Regions from separate parts of the Homo sapiens genome. Here region 2 is linked to region 1. A link is an interaction called in ENCODE POLR2A ChIA-PET data of the cell type or tissue named here. Cell type or tissue: GM12878. All regions are shown on one strand. Each heading gives the region's core, and the rest is flanking DNA. Links, peaks and the distances in the headings are about the cores only. Region 1 overlaps IQGAP2 (IQ motif containing GTPase activating protein 2). Region 2 overlaps SV2C (synaptic vesicle glycoprotein 2C).

Evidence for each region. Peaks named below come from ENCODE experiments on the same cell type or tissue, not always from the same donor. Only the 100,000 strongest peaks of a DNase experiment are listed, where the experiment ranks them.
Region 2: POLR2A ChIA-PET joins it to region 1 with 7 read pairs; 2 of 35 experiments call an interaction of 5 or more read pairs at or near these places.

What each region holds. Positions count from the first base shown.
Region 1 is chr5:76,514,671-76,519,070 of GRCh38, reverse strand. All of the region lies in intron 2 of IQGAP2 (IQ motif containing GTPase activating protein 2), which reads right to left. Among named protein-coding and RNA genes, the nearest start is that of F2RL2, 110 kb to the left of the region's middle. In GM12878, for the core only: no CTCF peak of the experiment used is centred there; no DNase peak of the experiment used is centred there.
Region 2 is chr5:76,297,752-76,302,151 of GRCh38, reverse strand. It overlaps SV2C (synaptic vesicle glycoprotein 2C), which reads right to left. Exons shown (of 13, transcript NM_014979.4): 10 at 3,225-3,358; 11 at 1,220-1,423; 12 at 607-766. SV2C-AS2 (SV2C antisense RNA 2) reads left to right here. Exons shown (of 4, transcript XR_001742750.2): 2 at 3,967-4,049. Among named protein-coding and RNA genes, the nearest start is that of SV2C-AS2, 12 kb to the left of the region's middle. In GM12878, for the core only: no CTCF peak of the experiment used is centred there; a DNase peak (open chromatin) is centred at 2,371.

The sequences.
Region 1 (4,400 bases), core at 152-4,151:
AATAATAAAAAGAGATGGAAAAAGATTTGAAACATATCTGTGTTGGGTTTGTTAGGATGGTAGACTCATTGTCTCATCTTCTCTGGTATGGGAGCAGATCTTATTTTTAAGATAATAAATTTATAATAGGAATTTCTTGACTCACAAAGTTTTAAGCATGCACAAGCCAAAAACTTGAAACTCAATCACATTAATTTACTAACGTTAACACTGGACCCAAAAGCCATTTTTTATTAACTATATTTAAATGTAACATTTTAAAGTTCTCCCAAAGAACTTTAATTTTTCTCCTGAAAACTAGGAATCAGATGAAAATGCTGTGAGTCTTTTTTGTGGTCCTGTCAACTCCATCAATAGTGTTTGGTAAATAGCTGATAAATTCAAAGAAACTTTGGGCAAATAACCTCCGTTCAATTACTGCCAAGCAGCACCCAGAAGAACCGCCATTACTTACATACATCAAAGTTGAAATCCTAAACTCTATTTATATCCCTTCTTCCACTTATGTCCCTGATATGGTTTGGCTGTGTCCCCACCCAAATCTTATCTTGAATTCCCACGTGTTGTGGGAGGGGCTGGTTGGAGGTAATTGAATCATGGGGGCAAGTCTTTCCTGTGCTGTTCTCATGATAATGAATAAGTCTCACGAGATCTGATGGTTTTAAAAAGAGGAGTTCTCCTGCACAAGCTCTCTATTTTTGCCTGCTGCCATCCATGTAAAATGTGACTTGCTCCTCCTTGCCGTCTGCAATGATCTTGAGGCTTCCCCAGCCACATGGAACTGTAAGTCCAATTAAATATCTTTCTTGGGCCGGGTGTGGTGGCTCACACCTGTAATTCCAGCACTTTGGGAGGCCGAGGTGAGCAGATCACCTAAGGTCAGGAGTTTGAGACCAGCCCGGCCAACATGGTGAAACCCCGTCTCTACTAAAAAAATACAGAAAAATTACCTGGGCATGGTGGTGCGTGCCTGGTGGTCCCAACTACTTGGGAGGCTGAGACAGAAGAATCTCTTGAACCCAGGAGGCGGAGGTTGCAGTGAGCTGAGATCATGCCACTGCACTCCAGCCTGGGTGATAGAGCAAGACTCTTGTCTCAAAAAATAAATAAAATAAAATAAACGTCTTTATTTCGTAAATTGCCCAGTCTCAGGTATGTCTTTATCGGCAGCGTGAAAATGGACTAATACAGTCCCCTTATAAAAGCAGCAGCCCTACCATCTTAGTGAGTTCCTACTCTAAAATAGGTGCTTTAGATAGGTTTTCATTTAACCCTTACAACAGCTCATTTTCCAGGTAAGGATGTAATTCAACAATCGCATACTCGTATGCGATGGATCTAACTTCTAGTTGTTGCTACCCAACTCTCTTCCCAATTCCCAACTCCTCTGGTGAACTTACAAGAAATGAAAAACTTCTGCTTTACAGTGTCTTTCTTATATACTTACTTTTTTTTTTTTTTTTTTTGAAACAGGGTCTCACTTTGTCACCCAGGCTAGTGTGCAGTGGCACATTCACAGCTCACTGCAGCCTCAACCTCAAGCGATCCTCCCAACTCAGACTCATGAGTAACTAAGACTACAGGAATGCGTGCTACTTAACATTTTAAGCAGTTCTAGAAATAGAACATTAGAATGTAAAACCAGGTAAACACGTTACTGTTATTTGCATGAATCTGTATGATTATGAATTGAAGAGTTGAATGCAGTTAGAAGGAACAAAAATTGGGGCAATGGTGAGTGGGTTTAAAAGGAATATATGAGTTGGTACTTATCTCCCTGAGATCACATCCCATGGATGATGCATATTTACATGTGTGTGCACGTATGTATCTGATGATATATAAAGTAAAAAAATATTTTGAACTATGGCATATGAGATCCTGAATGTACTTCCTTTTATACTTTAAGTGTTAACCTGACTCAGGGGAAAAAATGTATTTAGTTTTCCTTGGCAGATTGAGTAGACAATCAGAATTACTACTGACTACCAGTAGTTGGTCTCTGGCTCCTGGTTTTCTTTTGATAGCTCTCTTACCGACTGTTAATTTCTACCTTCAGCTGCTTTGGAACTCCACATTGACAGGAAAGGGGGCCACTATCTTGCCTTCTAGATATATTACTTTAAAACAAGTACTTACAAATGGAGTGTCTTTATCAATTTTTAAAATACAATGTTTTCTGGCATGAAAAATAAAATTTTTTAAGTTAAGATAGCAGCTAGTCTTTGGAAAGCAAGCAGACATGCAAAAGGGAACATATACCTTTCTTCTCTGTGAAGCACATAACTTGCAAAGAAAATCCATGTGTAAATTTTCAAAGATCCAATTCACACATGTTCAACCGTCAGTTAACATCTGTGGCTATTTTCTGCTCTATTTTCTGCTCTAGTTAAAGCACTAGAATTCTTTAGACAAGTTTCCATCATGTATTCCGGCAACCCCCTCCCCCAACACACGCACATACTCAAACACATCTTTTCTCTAAAGTTCCTTATATTTGGAGTTTCTCTGAACAATTAATGTTTCTATTATCCTGGAGAATTAAGAAATAACTTTTAATTCAACTATAATCCAGTATGAACTTGAAAAAAATATGCCATCAGCTACTGTTGGAAGGCAAACATCACAAGTTGACTTAAGTTTTGTTATAGCTTGATGATTTTTATAAGTGAAACAAATACAAAAGCTTAAAAAGTATGTCCACCTGAAATCTTAATAGGATGCTTATCTTTCCTCAAAACAGTAAAACATACTGAAACAACCTAATATTTTAAGAATGGTTCGGGCAACCACATTACATTATAGATTTATATTAAGTTTATAGTCAACTAAAATCTTAAGCCTATTTTCTGCATATTATTATTAAACTATACTTCCTTTTAAAAAGATCATCCCTGGCTGGGTGTAGTAGCTCATGCCTGTAATCTCAGAACTCTGGGAGGCTGAGGCGGGAGGATTGCTTAAGCCCTGGAGTTCTAGACAGCCTGGACAACATGGCAAAACCCCGTCTCTGTAAAAAACACAAACATTATCCAGGCATGGTGGCACACGCATAGTCCCAGCTACTCAAGAGGCTGAAGTGGAACAATTGCTTGAGCCTGGGAGGTCAAGGCTGCAGTGAGCCATGATCTCGCCATTGCACTCCAGCCTGGGTAACAGAGTAAGACTCTATCTCAAAAAAAAAAAAAAAAAAAAAAAGATCACCCCCTTGTTCCTCAATGAGGACATTTATATATCTAAATCCACTTCTGACTTTCCTGCTGATATTTTTCTTGACCTTCATTTTTAAAGAATAAAAAGAAAACAAAACAAAAAAACTACTTTATTTTTCTAAAAGCACAGTATATGCAGTATTTGGAGTTTTGCCGTTTCACATCTGGACATCTCTCAAGCTGAAATTCAACTTGGTGAAATGTGCTTTACTTAAACAATTTTTAAAGCAAATAAGAAACAAATTTGTTCCTATAGATGCACTTCTTTATCTCCTTCTCACCTCTGTCCTTAAGTCATATTCTTTCAAGTCAACTACTTTTCTTCAAGCTGAACTCTTAAATGCTAGAGGCAATAACTGAGTTGCTAAATATTTCTACTTCATCTCCCCTTTTACTTAAGATAAAGAAAAAGACTTAATGGATATATGCAACTCATTTTCACTTACTTGAAAATCTTTTACTGGAATTAAGCCACAAAAGGTTAAAAAAGAAAACTCCAGGAGAAAAATCGCTTGATAAAATAGTCACCAGATTCCTCAATCTTCAAAGAATGTAAAACAGTGATCAAAACAACAGCATCATTTAAATATTTTCAATCTTCTAAAAGGAAAAATAGGTAAAGGCAACCCTTTGTCATGTAACAAGCATGGTAAGCATGTGAAGAAGCATGATAAGTACGTGCCCTTCTTTTGCATGTGGTTAGATGTTTGACTGGTTTAAAATGTACTGGTTAAAACATATTAATACCAATCTAAACTCTTCATTCAATACATAGTAGAGCAGTCAAAGTAGGGCTACAAATCCCAAATATAATATGCCAGTGATCAAATACCAATAAATGAGAGCATTCTAATGTCAGAAACATATCAGCTATTGCACTGTACGTCACAATAACAGTCATATAGGCAATGAGTTTCTCTTCCATTTCACCTAATAGCAGAGCTCTGGATAGACTGAGAACACAGACACACTGAATTCAGCTGAATGCATTTTTCAAGGACCCACTGTATTAAAAGCACTCCAGGTGATTCAAAAACCAAGGTGGAGGGAAAACAGTCTTAGTCTTAACCATCAGGTAACCTACAGTCCAACTGAGGGGGAGGGGGAGGCAAGTACAACGTGATGTTTAATGCAAGAGTGTCTGAACAAATGTCAACAAGCTACAAACAACATACTATGATAGAGGTC
Region 2 (4,400 bases), core at 124-4,123, 220 kb after region 1:
CTCTAATCCTCACTGCTTCATTACAGCTTCCTCATATTGTTAGCCTACAAACTAAGTTAAGGACACACTTAAATTCCTTCACTGGCTTCATTGCCCTATTAATTCCTTCTAGCACATATGTTCCCCTATATTTTCTTTTTAAAAGATATGAGTGGAACCTACAACTTTGTGAAGCCAGATATTTTTGGATTTTTACTTTCCTGGGGAAGTGACAGTTTGGCTTTTTTTTTTTTTTTTTTTTTTGAGATGGTGTCTCACTCTGTTGCCCAGGCTGGAGTGCAGTGGTGTGATCTTGGCTCACCACAACCTCTGCCTCCTGGGTTCAAGTGATTCTCCTGCCTCAGCCTCCTGAGTAACTGGGATTACAGGCACCTGGCACCACACCCGGCTAATTTTTGTATTTTAAGTAGAGACGAGGTTTCACCATATTGGCCAGGCTGGTCTCGAACTCCTGACCACAGGTGATCCACCCACCTTGGCCTTCCAAAGTACTGGGATTACAGGCATAAGCTACCGTGCCCAGCCAGTTTGGGTTGTTTTAAAATAATTTTTCAGTGGTCTCACAGGGCTTAGAGTGCCTCTTACTAGAGGCCCATTTCAACATACCTCCGGTCTGTGGGGTACAGTTCCACAGTGACCACGTCAAGAGAGTTCCAGGCTGAGATGGTCAATCCATTGTACAGACACAGCATGCCTATCATCATGGATTCACTGGTGCCGAACCAAAGGAAGAAACAGCTGATCCCCGAAAGCACCATAGAGCCACCTGCCAACAATGCAGACAAAAGGCTGGAATGTTTCCTGTCATCTTAGTAAAGCAAGAACCCTTGGGTCCTTGGGATTGCTCAAGAAAACTGAATTCTAAGTGGAAGCTGCAGGATGGGCTCCATAAAGCTCAAGAACTGGTGCATTCACCTGAATGAAAGGCTCTAACTGCCTCTGAACACAGAAAGTATGAAATGCATATCATCTTTTACTCAGCTACTTGAGTGGGAAAATATACATTTTACACATAGTTTTTCAGTCTGTTAACTCATGGAAACCACTCAAATGAAATGTAATTAGACATAATTTTCACTATAATTTAGTCCCAACGTAAGGTCTAAAGGATTTCTCCTTATTGGATGCAAATCCCTAATAGATGGGAGTACAGGGGGAAACAGGGTCCCTCTGGATTGCAGGGGCAGCTCTTTTATTTGACATGAAACTGAGTACATACCTAGCATTGTTAAGCGCCCAATTCTGTCCATCAGCAGAGCAGACACAATGTTCCCTGGCAATACTGCCAATGTCCCCAGAAAGTTGACAAAATAAATCCAGTAGGCACTATAGTCATCATCAAAGGTAATCTGACATCCCGTCTTGTTGTGAAAAAACGAGCAGTTTTTAAATTCACTGTCAATGAATTTATATGGCTCAAAATCTGTAGAAACAACAACAAAGACAATTCATCAAGCTCTTACCAGGCATGCACCAGTATAAGAAAGCCTATGGAGGATTCGGAGAGGAAACCAGTATTGTAAATTCCTTGAGGGCTTTCAGGCCTATGCTAGCTTGACTTTTTGGGTCTTCTGGCCAAAGCATAGGATCTAGTCTGGGTCTTCACATCATAAAGTAGGTGAATGATGAGATACCTTTGCTGAATAAAGGAATACATTAAATTAAGGGGTCCAGTTATCTTCTGATTTCCTATGGTCGGCCATTGCTAATTATATTACTTGCTTACTCCTTTACAATATTACTATGTCCTAATTATCATGTTACATAAAGACTATCATTATAGTACTAATAGTGTCCATACTACAATTATAAAAACAATTTGTTTCAAAATGTGCATGGGCTGGGTGTGGTGCCTCATGCCTGTAATCCCAGTGCTTTGGGAGGATGAGGCAGGAGGATTGCTTGAGCCAGGAGTTCAAGACTAGCTTGGACAACATAGTGAGACACCATCTCTACAAAAATAATAATAATAATAATAATAATAATAATAATAATTTTTTATTTGAGGCCGCAGTGAGCTGTGATTGCGCCACTGTACTCCAGCCTGGATGACAGAGCAAGACCCTGTCTCTAAGGAAAAAAAAGTGCAAGAGTCAGCCTTATCATTGCCATTTTATGAGACTAGAGGGCACAGAGAAGGAACAAGTCTTTCCTGAGGCTGAATTTATAATTTAAAGTCTATGTGCATGAATCTACTGAGGAACAAGAGTCAGCCTCATCTGAAGGTCACCAGCATTCATTGCTAATCTTTTCTTGAATTTGAAACCATCCAAGAAGAGTTGCAGATGGTGGTGGTTTCTGCTAAAAGGCTGTGAGAATTGAAACTATCTTCCTTGCTGATCAAGATCTGACAAAATGTTCGTCTTCTGAGGTTTAATGGGTTAGAAGACAGGTAGATAGCATTGCTCAAAAAACAAAAAACAGAAAGACACCTGACCTCATTCTTCTTTGGAGCTAGGCAGAGCCCTTGTCTGAGCACTAAGAAGGCAGGTCTGGCAACAGGGCAAATGCTGATGCTCCTGCCAATGCCACGCTGTTATGCTGGATTCATTTTATAGGACACACAGACCAATGTTTGGGAGTGGGAAAGTGGAAGGCACAGGCTTTGAAATCAAATAAATCTGGGTTCAAACATCTGTTATTACTAGTTCTATAATTGTGGACAAATTACTTAACTTTCCTAAGCCTCAGCTACTGTGAAAACTAAATGAGATAATGAATGTCTAATGACCTAGAGTAGAAAACAGTATATAGGTGTTCAATCAATGCTTGTTTGCCTTCCTTTTTTTTCCCCCTGGGGAGTTTAAAATACCCCATTATATGGATTTGGCCAAAATATATATGTATCTGAGCATAGCCACATGTTGTCTATCTCTGTTGGCTATAGAGTTGAGGCATTTAAACAAACACCAGATTTTGAACCCAGGATTATCAAAACAAATAAACTACAGGTTAGGTCTTTGCTTTAAAAATTTATTCATCAAAGGATTTTTTTGTTGTTGTTGTTGCCAACTTTTGAACTTTGGCAAGCTCCATTTGCACTAAATCTGACAAAGACAAACAATACAAGCCAACCTTTGATCCAACCTGATTTAGAGAACTTGTTCCATTTATTCTTTAATATCCACTTCCCGCATAAGCCTCTGCCCACATTATCACATGGTTATCACAGTGGGCCCTTTGGAGAGGCCTCAGGTAGAGGCAGTACTAAGTAGCACACCTACCTGTGTTGTCAAAAACAGTGTCAATAAATGTGCAGTTCTTGAAGTAGGTGTTCACTGAAGTTACATCCTCAAAGGTGCAGGACTTAAAAACAGAGTCTTTGAAAGTTACAGATTTGAACTTGACCCCTATGAATCTGCCCAACACACAGAAAAATTCATATCAATCAATGACTGTGTCCATCAAAGTTCAAAGCTAAGTCAAATAGTTTTAGAGATGGAATGCCCCACTATGGACTGTCTTAATTATAAAGAACACAGAGTTCTTGATTTTCTTAGCTCTCTGCTTTTTCCCCTTTTTCTCATCCAGGCTGACCTTTGGCTATCTTATTGCTTACCAATATTATTTTTCACCAGGAAAAGAGATGACACTCCTAACTTCCCTTAGCTTTTTGTAATGTTGGTAAAAAGTTTTGTGGGGTATGCAACTGAAGATAGTTTGGGGATTACCTGGGGCTATTCTTTAGGTTTTAATCCTATCGTCTCTTCATGTATATCTTTATTTGAATATTCTCTATTTGGGGTTAATGGCTCTAACTTAAGGATGTCCTCCTACCCGATCTTTTAATAACTTTATTTTTCCCTAGCTGAAAATCCAAGTCTTCTTCATTCTAGTGTAGGGACCTGTAATTATCCTGAAGAGAGAGCATGAGAATTCTGTTTCATTTATGTGAGGAATAACTGACTTGGGGTTGAAGAAACTCATAGGTGACGCTCATTTCCAGGATAATTTTTCTTCTCACAGCCAACAGATAGTCCTTGAACCAAAAGGAATTATGAGAACTCTGCTTATTTTTGGAAACATGAAGAATGATGAAACCTGTTCAGGTATATTTTTGGGTATTATAAGGGGGAATTCTACGTGGTAAAAATGGTAACAGTCATAATGATAATAACATCTTAGAAGAGTCCATGATCCAGGCCTTATCAGCATTGATAAGGACTCCCAGCAGACACAGATAAATATTCATTAACGTGTCCTGGTACTTTATTAAGAGACTATGAATGTACACTTAGCCAGTCACTGAGAGGAAAATGCTTGTTCTCCTCGGGAAGGAGTTGTTATGTCAATACCACTCTTATTAGGGGCAGAAAGGGACTGATCCTTCTAGGTAAGTAGGTTGATTTAAAAGCAGTTTACTAACTATTGAGTACTTTCAAATTTATTCTCTCCCTAAT